2 separate regions of the Homo sapiens genome follow, and region 2 is linked to region 1. The links are chromatin loops, found by intact Hi-C in ENCODE. Cell type or tissue: ascending aorta. All regions are shown on one strand. Links, peaks and the distances in the headings refer to the core of each region. The heading gives the core; the rest is flanking DNA.

The links. Hi-C counts contacts between places; a loop is a spot of excess contacts. Peaks named below come from ENCODE experiments on the same cell type or tissue, not always from the same donor. Only the 100,000 strongest peaks of a DNase experiment are listed, where the experiment ranks them.
Region 2: it touches region 1 in a loop (4-fold over the local background); 7 of 110 quality-filtered maps call a loop at or near these places.

The regions. Positions count from the first base shown.
Region 1 is chr22:27,508,873-27,517,205 of GRCh38, forward strand. LOC105372981 (a long non-coding RNA gene) reads right to left here. Exons shown (of 6, transcript XR_938124.2): 2 at 1-73. Among named protein-coding and RNA genes, the nearest start is that of CPMER, 200 kb to the right of the region's middle. In ascending aorta, for the core only: no CTCF peak of the experiment used is centred there; DNase peaks (open chromatin) are centred at 3,829, 6,339 and 6,569; H3K27ac peaks cover 3,161 bases.
Region 2 is chr22:27,455,469-27,463,801 of GRCh38, forward strand. No RefSeq gene overlaps it. Among named protein-coding and RNA genes, the nearest start is that of LINC02554, 150 kb to the left of the region's middle. RefSeq lists an enhancer at 5,893-6,667. In ascending aorta, for the core only: no CTCF peak of the experiment used is centred there; DNase peaks (open chromatin) are centred at 5,273 and 6,213; H3K27ac peaks cover 2,647 bases.

The DNA of each region.
Region 1 (8,333 bases), core at 1-8,000:
TCTGCACCACACAACCACTGGCTCTGTGTTTCTGAGCAAGTCAACTTACTCTTCTGAGCTTTGGAGTCTTTACCTGCAAAATAAGATTTGATGATGTTCCCCAGTGGGCTGGTTGCAAACCAGATCAGAATGGGAATGGCCAGTGATGATGGATACCTAGCCTAATCATTGACAATATATCACTCATCACATTTCAGGAATGTGTCACGTTGGTGATCCATGCTTCTTTCACTGTCTTGATTTGGATTTTCCCAAAAGCTGGCCCCCAGATGAACAGCAGTTTACTCGGAATGTGCAGAAAGCCCTTGCTGAAGAGTGGGAAAAGGAGATAAGGAAGAAGCCAGCCATACAGGATGCATTATCTATGGCAATTACCACCATGGGCAACTAGGGCTCAATTCCACTGGGGAACATTGGGAGATTCTGCAGAATATACATCTCAATGTTATTCCACCTGAGTGGGGAGGGAGCTGGGGTATTGATACAACAACTCCATCTGTTAGCAGTTGAGGGCTTCCTGGGAGTGTTAATTCCCAGCCTCTCTCTGCCTACCACTCACAAGGACCAAACAAACTCTGGTGACCAGAAAAACCCTCAGACAAAGAGCATTTGGTGTTGGCCATTGGAATGGGCCAGGTGCACATAGAAACATTTTGTGCTGAGAGCAATGTGGGTGAAGCACTAAAATACATGCCACATCCTCCTCCCTTCTCCACCTGGAGAAACACTTTATCTTCTTCAAGACTTAGCTCAGAGTATAATTTCCTCTGTGAAACCTTCTGCTAATCTCCCAAGGAGAATGGGAATTTGCTTTCTTGCAGCAACTTTATCTTGTCTCTATCACAAACATTGCTTCCATTCATTTGCTGGACATTCCCTCAAAGGCAGCTGGGTGCCAGGCACTGTACGGCTCTCTGATCTCACTGCACTATAACTGTTTTTTTTTTTTTTTACGTGCCTGTGAGCACTAGATCATGAGTTCTCTGCAGGTGGGACTATGTCAGATTCATTTTTGCATCTCCAGCTCCTAGCACATAGTAAGCACTCCGTGTTGGCTGATTTACACTTCAAAGTAAAAGTAATCCAATAATACATGAAAAGCACTTGACTTGGAACAAGACCTGCCACAATAAAAGTCCTGAAGAAAATTGTAGTTAATGTTGTGTGGATACAAACTGTGTGGGTCCCTCTTGAACATATCACAACCCTAATCTATTCTGGAAGGCACCCACTTCACCCCAGGTGCTCCAAACAACAGAGCTTGAATTCCCTTGGGAGCCCCCGGCACAAGGGCCACCCAAAATTAGACCTGCCCCTGCTGGTGCTTAAAATTAGAAGGAGTTTGCATTCCAAGATGCCAACAGGTGCGAGCAATAGTTCATGGACCAAAATAAATTGGTGACACACTAGGGCTTAAAATTAGATGAACCCTCTTGGTTCAAACTGTTGTCCATGGCGGGTGGTTGTCTTGGGTAAAGGATAGAGAGGAGGATGCTCAAACTACTCAAAGCCTGAACTCAGGAGATGAAAGGAATCCACATGGACTGAAAATGTATCTGGTGCCAGGCCCTGTGCCGGCAGTCTGGATTAAATTATGCAGCTGGATGTGCACAGTGGTGCTGGAAAACAGTGCTGTCCTTATTATCATCATACGTTGCCAATGACAAAACAGCTTCATGCCAGGGACTTGTCCAAAGGCACCCAGCTAGCAGGAGACAGAGCAGGGTTTGAAATCCCACCTCTCACTGGCTGCCCCAGGCTTGTTTCAGGGTGCCAGACTACCCACCACCCCTACTTCCCTAAGTAGCCTTTGTCTGGGTGGATCATGTGTCCTGGCCCTGAACACACTGATTGGACAAAGCAATGGTTGTGTGCCCTAGTGCAAACCACTCATTAGCCAGGGACTTACAGGTGGAAAGAAGTAACTGAACCAATCAGATGTCACCTGGAGGAATGTGCACTAGGCAACTGTCCTAAGAGAAAGGGATGCAGTAGGCTCTACTGAGGAAAGCGAGAGGTGGGGCAGCAGCCCAGAGCAACACGGTCACATAATGACTTCAGCAAATACTAAGGAGCAGACGGGCATATTACACTGTATCCTCAACTCATCCCTGGGAATTTTACCCCCTTTTATAGATGAAAGCAGCTGGGTATTGGTGAGGTCACCAAGCAACCCCACAGAGAGGTGAAGACAAGGTTTCAGATTCCAAAGTCTTCCAGTCTACTGTAGGAACTTAGGGGTGTGTGTATATTCACGTGTGTGCACAGATATGGGAGAGGGCATGCGCGTGTGAGTGGCTGTGTGTGTGCCCATTGTGTATGTGTGCATGGATGTGGGTGTCACACAGGAAGGATGCGAGAATGGGAGATTCAGAGCAGGTTTGGTCCTCAAGGTGGCTGCAATGGGTGCCCCACACTTCAAGCCACCAGTAACTCTGTGATCCTCTTCACATTTCCCCTGTTTTCCAACAATGGGGCCACATCAGCCCCACCAGGGCTCTACTGGAAATTGTTGTTGATACCTAGACAGAAAGGGCTTTTCACTGTCCAGACCCCCATGGGCTGGTTGCTCTCCCAGGATCAGCACGAGGACTTTCTGTGAGCTCTGGAAAAAAGTAGACTGCACTTAAGAGAAAACTTCCCAAAGGAGTAGATTTTAAGTCTGCTTCAGTTGAACGCCATTGATCTCTTTCTCTAAAAGACCCTAAACAGTGAGAGAGTCCTATTCAGAGGTTCTGATCAAGGCTGGGTAAGGCTCTGCCCCCACCAGCCCTCTGTGTGCTACCGAACACAGGCATCAAGCTTTGGAAGAAGCCACTTCAAGACAAATTCTGGGTCCTCCACCTGGAGCCAGCTCAAACCTCCCTGAACCTGTTTCTCCATCAGTAACATGGCGAATATTCCTCCTTCATAGGTTGTTCCAAAGAAGTTAAAACTATAAAGTCAGAGATCAGTAATAGTCAGTTTCTTTGAGCATCTTGCATAATGACATAAAATAAAACTGTACTAAGTGTCAGGAACATTGGGTTCCACTTTTTTGCCTTGCCGTTGACATACTCCATGATTTGGGGCAAGTCCTTGTCCTCTCTGGACCATATTGTTCTCTGTTCTATAATTAAAGTGTTAGCCCTGATTAATGGATTCATTCTTACTATGTACTGAGTCTTGGACTCAACATGGTAGGTGTAGATGTGAATATGACAAAGAAGGTCCCTGTGGCATCTGGGAAGGCTTTACCCAGACACCTTAGGAAACTACTATTGGTGACTGACCTTTGGAAGAAGAGGCACGTAAGCTAACTCCTTTTTTTCTTTCTTGGGAGGTTGCAAGAGTAAAGAGCATGTTCAAGGAAAGAAGGAGTCCCTCTCCAGGGTTCTCCTAGGTCTGTTTGTTGATTGGCTCGTTGAGTACGTAACCCACATGTACACACACACATCTGCATGGGCATGCATAGACATGCGACGCACACACCTACCAGAAGGCAGGGTTCAACAGGCCCAGCAGCGGCGTCTTGGGGAAAAGGACTGATTCGAGAGAAAACAGGAAGCAACTCCAAGTGTTCAAGCCTCCCTCTGCAACCCCGTTCCTTTTCCACACATTATGAAAATGAGATTGGACGGTGGAGGGTAGAGAGGTGCGTAATGCTCCTGCTATTTCCTGACGTCCTTCCCAGTGCCTCAGAGGCCCAGATCGAGTGGAATTATCTCCTCCCCTGGCTGGGAGGGAGCTAGCTTAGAGCCAAAAACACCAAGATATGGAGAAGAAGCCTGAAGGACTATACAAACAAGCTAGGCTCGTGGCTTCAGGCCAAGAGGAACTGAGCCAACAACCCTCCCCTGTCCCAGTGCAAACCCAGATGTTGGCTGGCCCCCCCGCTATTGGCCACAGAGGTGATGGGGGTCCCACTTCAGGATCTGAGCCCTGCTTGAGTAAGACTGACAGGGGGCTGGTGTGTGAATCTGGAGAGAAACAGGGGACTGGGTGCCTTCCTTTCTTTCTCTCTCTCTCTCTCTCTCTCTCTCTCTCTCTCTCTCTCTCTCTCTCTTCCCAGTCTCTGCCTCATCATCTTGTCACCTGTATGTATCTCTCTCTTTCTCTTTGCAGTGTCAGCCCAGTCTTTTTCTCTGGAACAAGTAGGGTGAAGCTGGCAGGATGTCTGAAAAATCCAACCTGACCAAAAACTTGCTATGAAACCCAAATTAACATAAGACACCCTGTTCTGTCTATCACACTGATAAAAATGGAAACATCAATAATATTCTTCATTAACAAAGGTAGAGCAAACAGGCTGTCTCAAAAATTATTAGTGGGAGTAAAAACCAGTATTAAATGTGCACGCTCCTGACCAAGCAATACTACTGGCACAAACTCAACGTGCACAAAGATGTATGAGGAAGTATAAGAATACAATGGTATTGTTTATACACCATTGTTTGTCATAATGAAATCTGCCAATAATGCAAGAATGATGTAAAGGGGACTGGTTAAATAAGTCAAGGTGTCACCATACTATGGAATATTATGCAGATATGTAAAAGAATGAGCTAGGTCTACATGTCAGGCATGGAAAGACATCCATGAACAAAGAAAGTCACATAAAGGTTTAGCTGGGGTAGCTTAGGCTATGCTTAATAACAAGTATGTCTGAACACCTCAGTGGCTTACTACAAAAAGGTTCATTTCTTGCTCAAACAAAGTCTAATGGAAGCCTGGTCACTCTCCAGGGTAGCTGTGCTCCATGCTGTGACTCAGTGATCCAATCTGAGTCCATCTCATGGCTCTACTATCTCAATACTATCTCGGCATCCTGTTCACTATAGAGGGAAGAGAATGCAGAAAGAACTCACACCTGATCATGCATGCACCACCCTTTGCTGGGAAGTCACATGCCCTCTGCCTAATTACAAGGAGACAGGAAAATTGGGAGGAGTAAGTTGATTTTAAGTGAGCCATAAAAAGGCAAATGTAAGAATTATCCCCACTTTACATATGGAAAAATGAAGTCTCAGACAGACCACCACTCACTGCAGTGAATGTTTTTACCTCCCTAGCATCCATCCACCTCTTCTTCAGCCGAGGGTATCATTATATCCCTTCAGAAAGACCTGTTCTAATCTCACCCACACAGAATATGTGGGTCATAATTGCCTTAGGTTAGTTGCTTCCACAATTCTCTCAGTCATAGTGACTGGTTCTGGGAGGTACTATAGTTCAGTCAGAGCCAATGAAACCAATGGATACTCTCATGGGAGTTCTGTGTAAGCATCTGGATCAATCCATTCCTGAAGCTAATACCAACCACTTCGGCCAATATATTATTACTCCCTTACTCACCCATCCCCATTTTTTTTTGTGTTGATTTTTGTTTGCTTTGTTTGTTCCTAAGCCTCTTAGGGCCTAGAGTTTTTATCAGGACTTAATCCCAGGTCTTCCAGATTCCAATGCCCACTCTTAACCAGCATATACGATACCCTGTCTTAGATGAGGCAGCAGAAGGGACCTTACATATTTTCTGGTCCAAACCCTTTTATTTTACAAATGAGATTGAGACCCAGGGAAGTCAAGTGACTCCCCTGAGGCCACACAGCAAGCCCATCTCAGAGCCTGCATTGCCATCCACAGACCCCTGCTCTTGCCACAAAACTTCCACTCAAATTTACCTGACCTAAGCCCCTTGTGTCTCTGAGGCCCTGGGGATGTCAGCATCATTTCTGATGTAAACAGATGATGACCAAGGCCCACCCTGATACGTCTGGCTGTGAACTCTGTTCCAAGCTATCGGTTGCCAATAACAGTTCAAGTGCTGACATTTTAGAATGACTTAGTTTCTTTTTCATTTCATTTAGTGTGGATTCTAATGACATCATCCTCACTCAGTCACCTTCTGATGGGTTTTGTCCAGTGAAGAGAAAGCCAGAGATTTGCGGGTGGCCTTCTGCAGGAATTGCATGTCCAACCACTTGAGGTCTCCAAGTCTCATTTTCCTTCCCTATAAAATGGCGAAAATGATAGCAAACACCTCGCAGGATGTTGTCAGAATTAAATGAAATCTCACATGGCAGAGCCAAGCACAGAATGCAGTGCAAACAGTATTGTGTAAACTCCAGTTAGCATCTTCTTCAACATCCCCCGATGGGGCCCAGCAATGTCATGAATTCTCTGGGCCCTAACAAAGTTCTCTCCACTCTGAGCCTCAGTTTCCCCAAGGGCAAAGTGAGACCGAGACACTCTAAGGACCTTCCAGCCCTAACAGCTGGACAGCCAGCTGGAGAATAGCATTGAGCTGATTGCTACAATTCCCTGGATACCTGCAGGGTGCCAGGTCTGTGTCAGGGCCCCTCCCTCTATGAGCTCACCAGCCCTTGTGGGGGTAGATACTTTTCCCCCAATTTGCTGAGGAGGAAATTGAGGCCAAAGAGACCCAGGGAGACTTGCACTGGCTGTCCAGATCCAACATTCCTGGACACTTTCCTAAGCAAGCAAGTTAGACTTTATTCCTAGTTTCAACAAGCTCTACGGCATGTTTTTTATGTTTCCTTTGAAGGAGAGGCCACAGCTGACGGATGGGGAAACCCAAGTCCAGAGTGTTTGATGGATTTGACCAAAGCCACCCAGCCATAGGCAAGAGGTGCAGAGTTGGAGCCCAGGGCATGTGATTCCCAACAAATTATTCTTTCCACCAGACCACATGATTCTTTTGGATTGAGGCCTTTTCTGCTCTTTCCAAACAGAAGACATCAAGTTGTTTTCAGAGGCAAGGAAAACTTTGCTCCATATTTTGAGATCAGGAGGTGAGAAGAACTTGAGTCTGAACTCTCTTCTTATAGTTTCTTAAACTTAGGTAACTACTACTGGTGACTGACTTTTGGAATCGCTCAAACTGGCCCCAGGATGATTCCTGGGGAAGAAATGTCGGTGTGATAGACCCAAAGAGGCCAAGGTTTGGAAAAGAATAGATCTAGTGTCTGCCTCTCAATTATAATTGTGTGGCCTTGGGCAAGATACCTTACCTCTCTGAACCTCGGTCTTTTCATGTGTACTATGGAGATAATAACAGTTGGCTGTGACATTACTACATGGCTAGAAAAAAGTAAAATTGATCTGCACGAACTGATAAGGATTATTAAATCTCTGATGTGTTATTAAGTAGAAAAGTAATATTGCAGGACACTGTGGTGTGATCGTGTTTGTGGATGTGCCTTCCTCTCCCTCATCCTCCACTCTTGTGGCAGACAGCAGGAATGGCCCCAATTCTCCAGCATTCACCCCAGCATCCATGCCCTTGGCCATGGGACCTACAGTGCCCTTCCACTCTGACCTTAGAGTGTCCTCTCACAAGGTTCAACCATATGACTTGCTTTGGCGAATGAGATGTTAACAAACATGATGCTTGTGTATTTCACTTACACTTTCTGCTCTTCCATGATTGCCATGAGAACGTGACCTGGGCAGCCTTTTGGAAGATGATTGACAAGGGGGTTCAGATGAGTTGTCCCCAGCTGAGGCCATCCTAGATCAACCAACAGCCAGGCCAACCCCTGGAAATGTAAGCCAGCCCAGCCAAGAGCAGAAGAACCATCTAAGCAAACCCAGTCTAAATCATCAACCTGCAGACTCATAAGTGAAATAAATGCCGTGAATTGACACCATGACATTTTGGGGTGGTTTGTTAACATGGCATCATTGTGTCAACAGGTGACTGACACACCCCTCACCTCATCCTGTTAATTCCACCTTCCAAGTATGTCTGAACCTTTTTGTTTACCTCCTCTCCTTCTCCGCTCTCCTCTCGTTTCCCACCACCACTGTATTCTAAGCCACCAATTTCTCTCTCCTGGATTTCTGCAAGAGCCTCCTGACAGGTCATTCCCCTACAGATTATTGGCCCCTCCAATAAATCCAAGGTTGCTCCAGTCATCAACCTTACAGAAACATTTGGGGCATATGACCTTTTGTGTTTCTAAGTGTGTGAAGTGGAAATACTCAAAGGTAAAATTCAAAATGCTCTACCATCAGTATAAGTGGACACCAAGAAGACAACAGACAGCCAAGTATGGTAGTCCAAGAATTCCAATGTCAGCCCAACATAGCTGTCATGAGGATTAAATAAACACAAGTTCTACCCACTAGGAGGAAGTGGCAACTAAATAAACAGCTGGAAGGAACTTTGAAATTAGAGTCCAGTGTCCTCATTTTAGATACAAGGAAACTGAGGCACAGAGAGAAAAAGCAACCTGTCCAGAGTCACACAGTGACCAGGAACCTGTAGGGGAAGGAAGGAGGCCAGTGTCATGAGGCAGTGTTCTCCCAGTTCTTATCGCTGGTGTATTCTA
Region 2 (8,333 bases), core at 334-8,333, 53 kb before region 1:
TGGTGCCTAGCAGTGGGCCAGAGATAAAGTTGGAAGTTAACTAATATTCATAGGAAGAAGGGAGGGAAGGAAAGAAAAGGAGAGAAGGATGCAGGTCTTGAACCCAGGTCTGTTTTTCTCCACTGCCCAGACATGGTCACATCCTTCAAGATATAGCCTGTGTAGACAAAATAAGCCCCTTTGTGGACATCTTCCCTCATTCTTCTCTAGTCACCACTCAGTGTAATTCTACTTCCCACATCCCCCGCTGCCTACCCTCCCCCACACACATGCAATGAATTATGTACTCTGAAAGTCCTACTTGGGTATTAAAAAAGGAAAAAAAAAGAGCCCATGATAGAAAACTCTACCAGCCATTTTTTTCCCTTTTTGTCCTCATGAGCAGGTGCACGATGTAATGCCCCTGATTTTCAAGATCTGATTAAACTGTCATAGGTGTGGCACAATTGCAATAACTCCTCCGCCTCAGTGAGGCCCAAATCATTATAGACCTGTGTACACCCAGAGATGCCGTAGATAAGGGTCTGTCAGCGTTTCCATTACTGGGCCCTGTTTGGGGGATTTGTTTATTTAAATTGGATGGATTGGGTGCACTGAGGAGCGATGGATGGGCTGGCAGCACAGGTGGTGGCTGGGTGAAGAAAATGTCACCTTCACGCTGCCATTTGTTGACATCACGCATGTCTCAGGCTCAACGGGGCATGCCCTGGTGGCTTATGGTGGATGGAGCAGGGAGTTGAAGCTGGCGATATTTGCCCCAACAGAGTGGGCAGAGCAGCTGCAGGAAGCTGGGGTAAAAGGCAGTTGAGGGAAAGATTAAGGGGGTGTACCAGATGGGGGCAAAGATCACCAAGCTGGTAGTGATTTTGGAAGGATGAAGGACCCAAAAAAATGGGGAAAGGGGCTGAGTGCGGTGGCTCACACCTGTAATCCCAATACTTTGGGAGGCTGAGGTGGGCAGATCATGAAGTCAGGAGATCGAGAGCATCCAGGCCAACATGGTGAAACCCTGTCTCTACTAAAAATACAAAAAAAAATTAGCTGGGCATGGTGGTGCGCGCCGGTGGTCCCAGCTACTGGGGAGGCTGAGGCAGAAGAATTGCTTGAACCCCAGAGGCGGAGGTTGCAGTGAGTGGAGACTGCGCCACTGCACAACAGTCTGGCGACAGAGCGAGACTCCATCTCAAAAAAAAAAAATAGTGGGGAAAAGAACTAACAGATTTTAAAAATGTGCACATGTAAAATAACTCCATGCCAGGCATTTGGGGTACAATACGTGTAAACTTAAATTGGGTCTTGCTTTTTGCTCACAGGCTTAAATCCCAACTCTTATCATGGCCTTCAAGACACTGTGTGGTCAAGCCTCATCTCTGCCATGCCCCAATTTCTTCAGGCTGCTCCAGCCACGTGGCCACTTAAGTCTTTGAATATGCCACGCTTTCACATCTCAGGGCCTCTGCGTGGGTTAAACTCTGCCTGAAGCCCAGTCTTTCCCCCGGCTGATCCCTTCTCACTCTTCAAGCCTCGGTATAAATCACCTCCTCTGAAGATAGTCCCTGATTACTCAGTCCAAGGCTCCATCTCCACTGCCCACCCCACCTGAGTCACTCTTACAAGCATCCTGTCTTTTGCCAACAGAGCACTTTTCACCGTGGATCATTATGTACTTGTGTGTTTATTTATTTATTATTCAGAAAGGACATATGTTTTTGTCTGCCTGCCGTCCCTTGTTTGGAGAAACCTCAGTCTCTCATTGTACACAGTTCTGGTCTGGCTGTGAGTTCACAGTCTCAGCCTTCTCCCCATATATTCACACTGGCCCCAGGAAGGGAGGTTTGACTCAGGACTGAAAAATCCCAACCTCCCATCCCCCAGTAAAAAGGAGTAGCCCACAGAGTATACATGGGACCAGAACAAGGATAATCAGTGTCCACAGAGCAGGGGCTGTATGTTTTGAAACATGTCCGCAAATTCTTTGGCACTGCTCCCTACAAACGGTGGAATCCAGTCCCCTACCCCTTGAATATGGACAGTCTTTGTGACTGCCTCAGTGAATAGAGGCAGGGTGGTGGAAGGGACTCTGCATGAGCTCTAAGGCTAGGTTACAAAAGGCAGTGAAGCTTTCACCGGGCTCTGCCTCAGCACGCTCACTGTTGGAACTCGTCGCCATGTTGTAAGGAAGCTCCAGCCACGTGGGAAGGCCAATGTTCAGTGTTCCAGCTGATAGCGCCCTCTGAGATTCCATCCAATAGGCAGCATGAACTGTCAGACATGTGAATAAATGAGCTTTTGGTGATTCCAACCCCCCAGCCTTTGAGTCCCTGAAGCTGATGTCACATGGAGCTGACACAAGCTGTCCCACTGGGTTCTGCCCAATTGCAGATTTATGAACAAAATAAACGGTGTAGTTTAAGACACTCCACTTTGGGGTGGTTAGTTATACAGCCATGGAAGACTCAGACAGGGTGCTGAGCTGAAAGAATGTGATGTTGGAAGCCTGAGCAGCCACCATCCCACCACCTGGAGATCCCACAACCTGGAGCTCCCACCACCTGGAGTGAGCTGGTCTGCAGAGGGATGCCAAGTGGAGATGAGCAGTGATGGGGAACAGATAAGCAGAGACTGTGGGGAGCCTGGGTCTGCAGCTTTTCCTGTAGTTCCGTGGGGCCACTCCCAGGGGTCTTTCCCAGTGACCAGCCTCAGCAAGTTCCCTGTGTGCTTCAGCAAGCTGGAGTGGACTCTGTCTCTGGTGCTCACAGCTTTCTGGACCCATTCACCATCATCCCACTGGACCTGAGCTCCATGAGGCAGTGCCCATTTCTACTCTGGTCCATGCTGTACCTATGGCATCCATGAAGTGCTGCACAGTTTGGTGTTAAAGATTGATTCTAGAAGGGAATGAGCTCGTTGGTCCTCTCACCATCCTCAGTTCTGGGTAAACAGGGAGGCTCAGAGAGGTGAGAGGCTCCTAAGGGTACTTGGATAATGTATCCTGGTGATGACAGGATATGAATCTGGATGATACTTTGAAGTTCAGGATCCTGGATCTGGTTGAAAACACTCTGGAGGGGATTTCCAGGGGTGTCATGTGGGGCCCAGTGTAAGAGGCATCAGGCAGGTAACCAAGATAACCATCAGTGATGGGGATGGGGGGCAAAATAGGGACAAGCTCTGGTAGTAAACAAGAGTCCTGTGGTCAGACCAAGGCTCTGAGAGGATTGGAGGCCAAGGTCAGGCTGTGGGAAGGAGCTGAGGAATGACCTTTAATGCCTGTCCAAGGTGGCGTGGGGACTCTGGGAAGGGCTGAGCCTGCAGGGAGGAATCATGCTAAAGCTTATCATTGTCAGAGTAGAGGTTCTGTTCATCTCACCCTGCTGTGGATTTGCACGTGGTACAGATGCAAACAGTGCCTCTGTGGGCATATACCCCAAACTTACCATCCCAGTGCATGCTGAATGCACATGACAGCAAGCACCTGCAACTCCCTACCAGCACTTTTGCTCAGATGATGTGCATGAGGGCAAGGTCAGAAGCACCAGGAGTTAATGCTCCAAAAGCACCCTTCCAGTGATGGACAGGAGTTGGAGGATAAATATCTCAGCTCCCTCGCTCCCTGGGTAGATAACTGAGGTGTGTGTTTTACACTGGTTCTCAGACTTCCCCAGTGGGATTGAGTTCCAGCTGCTCAACGTGATAACCTGCTCATTAGTGCACCCTGGATAGGCTCTTTCCCTTCTCTGTCTCACTCCCTTCCTTCCCCACCAGTGCTTCCTGGATTATCCCCCTAAAATGCCACTTGCCTTCACATCCCTGTCTTGGGGTCTGTTTTAGGGAAGCCCATATTTAGACAGCACACATCCTGGGTGCAGGACTGGCTTATGGCTGGCTCTCCAGCCATTTAAAAGCAGCTTATCGTTTTCAGTTTCCATGTAAACCATTTGTTCTGGAAGCCCTTCCTGCCTTGGCCAGGTCTCCCTGGCATTTGCTCTCAGGAACTCATGAAACTTCCTACTTAATTTTGCATGACTCCCTTGCACTGGACTTTGAGTCCATGTGGGCAGGGCTACCATTGTTGTGTCATCCCCCAAGCCCCCAGCACCTGACACAGGACCCAGGGTTGGTCTAGGAAATATTTGTTAACTAAGACATAAAATATTCTTGTGTTGAACTCTTCCTGGGCACCAGACCCCGCACCTATTTCCTGCTGACTTTTCAGACATCATTGCACCCACTTTACAGATGGGGAGGTAGAACTCACTTCCCCCAAGGTCACTGTATTCACTATCTATGCCAAGTAACAAATTACCTCAAAGCAGAGATGCTTGAAACAACAGCACGGGTATCTCATGATTTCTGTAGGTCAGCCATCGAGGTTTACCTGGCTCCTCTGTTTTAGGGTCTCTCAGAGTCTACCATTAAGGTCTGGGGCTGCAGTATCATCCTAATAGGCTTGGCTGGAACAGGACATGACTTAAACTCACTCACTTGCTTGCTGGCAGAATTCGATTTCTTGCAGATTGTAGGACTGAGGGTCCTGCAGGAACTGGGACAGTTCCTGGTCACACAGGCATCTCCAATGTAGCAGCTTCCTTCTTCCAAGTGTGCAGGTGACAGAGAGAGAGAGACAGAGGCAGAGACAGAGAGAACAAGAAGGAATTCATGGTCTTTTTTAGCTTAATCTCGGAATTAACATGTCAGCACTTATGCAGTATTCTATTCTTTAGGAGGAAGTCACCAGGTCCAGCTCACAGTTAAAGGGAGGGAATACCATGATGTGAATACCAGCACGTGGGACCATTGACAGCCACATCAGAACCTGCCTGCCACAATCATTACTAAGGATCTGAACCCAGGCAGTGTGGTCTTTCTCAACGCCACAGAGTCTCTCTGACATAAGGGAGTGTGGACAGACCTCAAGGGTTGAAGAGGGTACCCTACGCTGAAAGAGAACGAAAAAGCCATTTCCTACTACCTGAGCTTTCCTCATTGCATGGAAATAATGGAAAGGAAAGAACAGAAGATTTTTTAAAAAACGTAAAAAGAATATAGGAAGCTACCAGCTTTCTCCAAGCAGCCTCAAAGACTGAAAAAAGAAAGCAAAAAAAGAAAGAAAGAAAATAGAAAACTACCAACTCTTCCAAGAAGCCTCAAAGACCAAGCAAACTGGCAGCATCTCGGAGTCACTTGGGCTGCCAAGAGGCTGCGACTTTTGGATCTGGAGAGATCTAAATACCAATCAGCTGATCCGAGGAACATTTTCCTCATTTCTTCCAGCATCTGCAAGCTGCTTTCGGGCCAAGAATGCTTCAGTTGGAGAAAGGGCTGTGTAGATTTGCCAGTGGCTGGCTGTCCCTGCAACTCCAGGTCCATCCTTATCCCAGTCTTTGGGATGGCTGACTCTGTGCTCACAGCTTAGGGAACAGGGACACATTGAATAGAAGCAAGAGAAGCAGAGACCATTGTGTTCCCACAAGAATGAAACAATCCATTAACCCTTTTGTTCCTGAGGTCGCAGGGCCAGGATCAGAGTGACCATTGACATAAACCTATAGGTTTGCCACACTCTTCTTTGGGATTTGTAATTATGACTAAGGTCCACTTCCCCTCTCTGGACTTCTATTTTCTCATCTATAAAATGACATTGACTCATGTTGTACCACCAACCTTGGAAGGAAGTTCCTCTGTAAGCTTGACAAACTCCTACTCATTCCTCAAAACCCCAACCAAAATATCCTTTCCCCCGAACCCAGGTAGGAAGTATAATAGTAGTTCATTTGTCTTATGATTCTCATAGTAATAATAAAAGCTAATATTACTGGAATGCCTACTATGTGCCAGTCATTGTTCTAAGTGCCTTACATAATTTAAATAATTTGATCCTCACATTGACCCACGAGGCAGGTGTCGCCATTACCTCTATTTGCCGATGAGGACATTGAGACTCAGAGGTTAAGTGACTTGCCCAGGGTTACCCAGTTAGTAAGTGGCACCAACAGTATTTGAACCCTGCTCTGGCTCAAGTCTGGCTTAAAACCGGTCTGCCCTCAGCAATCAGGGTCCTGGCCACCTTGCCTGGGTGGTTGATATTTGGGGATGGGTGTACTCTGTAGGACTGTGAGCTCCTGGAGAATGAGGTTGGAATGCCTGCTATGCAGCAGGCATTGTTTAACTCTGAGTCTCTCCTCCCAGCCCTGGGAACCACGCTGACTCCCAGGGCTTCTGGTCTCATTTGTCACACTTGCCTCTTCCTCAAGCAGAGTCCTTGGAGGAGCTGGGGGAGGTGTGTCGTGATGTGAGCAGCTCTGAAACCTTAAGCCATTCCTCTGACCCATCAGTGCACAAGCCAGGACCCAGAACATTGAAGAGAAAGTTCACACTGGTGTGTACAGGGCCCAGAAGCTGATGGCCAAGATGGCTTCTTCTAATTGAGTGGGGATGTTGAGGCAGAGATGCAGGGGCAGAAAGCAGGGAGAAGGAGACACATTGAAGGAGACACACACAGGGACCAACACAAGACAGAAATGTTGAGAAAGACAGAGACGCAGAAGGAAGAGACAAATGTCACAGGAGAGACAGGGACAGAGACAAGGAGAAAGAGGGAGAGAGAGAGAGATATGCAGGTAGAAACCCACAGGTGGAAGAGGGAGAGAATGAGTTGGAAAGGGGAAGGGTATAGAGGGGACAGATGGAGAGGGCCATGCACAGGGACAAAGGACAGAAACAGAAAGAGGGAGAGAGACAGACAGGGAGACAGAGGGAAAGAAACCCAGGGGGACAGAGACGACCCAGAAGCCAAGACTGCAAGAGAGACGAGCTGGGCTCAGAGGCAGAGAGGATCCAGAGGACAGCCTGGCCAGGAGGGCCAGGGCACAGGGGACCGGGCTTGCGGACACCCCTCGTCACTGTTCCATCTCATCACCCTCGCTATTGATTCCTGAACAAACACTGGCTTTGTTGGCCAAACAAAACCAGGCTGAGTCTGGGCTGGGATCTCTTTTGTGTGGCAACTGTTGCCATGTGGAAAGAAAACCAGATCTAAATGATTCCACGTTTTTCCCTGTTCCTCCTGGTTCCTGGTCTTGGCAGGCAGGAGCTGGGGAGGAGGTGAGATGTGCAGCCCCTGCGCAGGAGGGGGCAGGAAGGTAAGGGTGCAGAACTCCTGCTTCTGGAAAAATAAAATGTTCCTCTAGCTCTTCTTCTTTTCTTTCTTTCTTTTCTTTTTTTTTTAATCACAGCCAAGCCCATCACACATCCAAGAGATTTTTTTTTTTTAGGGAAAACAAATCTTTTGAGACAGAGGTGACTCCGGCAGTGATAAGTGAGGAGGTTCACCTGCAAGAGTGTTATCAGCGCTCCATGGCTGCCCAGACCGCAGATTTCTCATTTTGATGAGGATCCGGCGGAATTGGATGCACCCCGGTGGTGCTCCTCTGATGAGCTTCCATGTGCAGGGACGGCAAGGGCGACTGCTGGGCCTCGTCGTCAGAGGTTGAGGGGTTTCCAGGGAGGCTGGGGGAGGCTGCAAGAAGCCTTAGGGGCTGTGCCAACTCCTTGGGGAACCCAGAGCCCCCAATTTCACCAGGCACATCCAGCAGAGGCTGAGGCAGGGAGGGTGAAGCAAGACCCAGGAAGGGGAGGGATTTCCAGAGTGACTTTCTCTTGCACCTTTTTATTTCTGTCACTTCTTCCCCAGCCTGTCCTCCATCTCCCGTGCTCAGTGTTAGAAAAGGGACCTTCCTGGTTGAGGAAGACATAGATGCCTACTGAGTCAGCTCCGCGACCAGGGCTGTGAACCCAGCCCTTTTTCTGGGCCAAGTGGCCTCAAATCCGTCTTCTTGTTTCATTCTTTCAACATCGCTTCAGGGGTTGGCAAACTCATGCTGTAAAGGGCCAGATAGTAAATATGTTCAGCTTTACATGCCACACGGCCTCTGTCACAACTGCCCAACTCTCTCACTGTAACACGAAAAACGTCGCAGACAATATGTAAATAAGCGTGTGGCCATGTTCCAATAGAACTTGATGTACAAAAGAAGATGGCAGGCCCACGGGCTGAAGTTTGCCAACCACTGATCTAGGCTAAGCCTCAACTACTCAAGATGCGGTCCCCAAACTTGGAGCCTCGGTGTCCCCAGGCACTTGTTTGAAATGCAGAACCCCAGGCACTGCCCCAGACCTACTGTGTCAGAGCTAGCATTTAACAAATTCCCCAGCAATCGGCGTGTGTGCCTGTCTGAGAAGTCCTGGTCTGTGTAAATGGAAAGCTTGCTGTCTTTTGCATATAAGGCACCATGTCCATCTGCCAAACGAGGAAACAAGCTCATAGAGAGGTC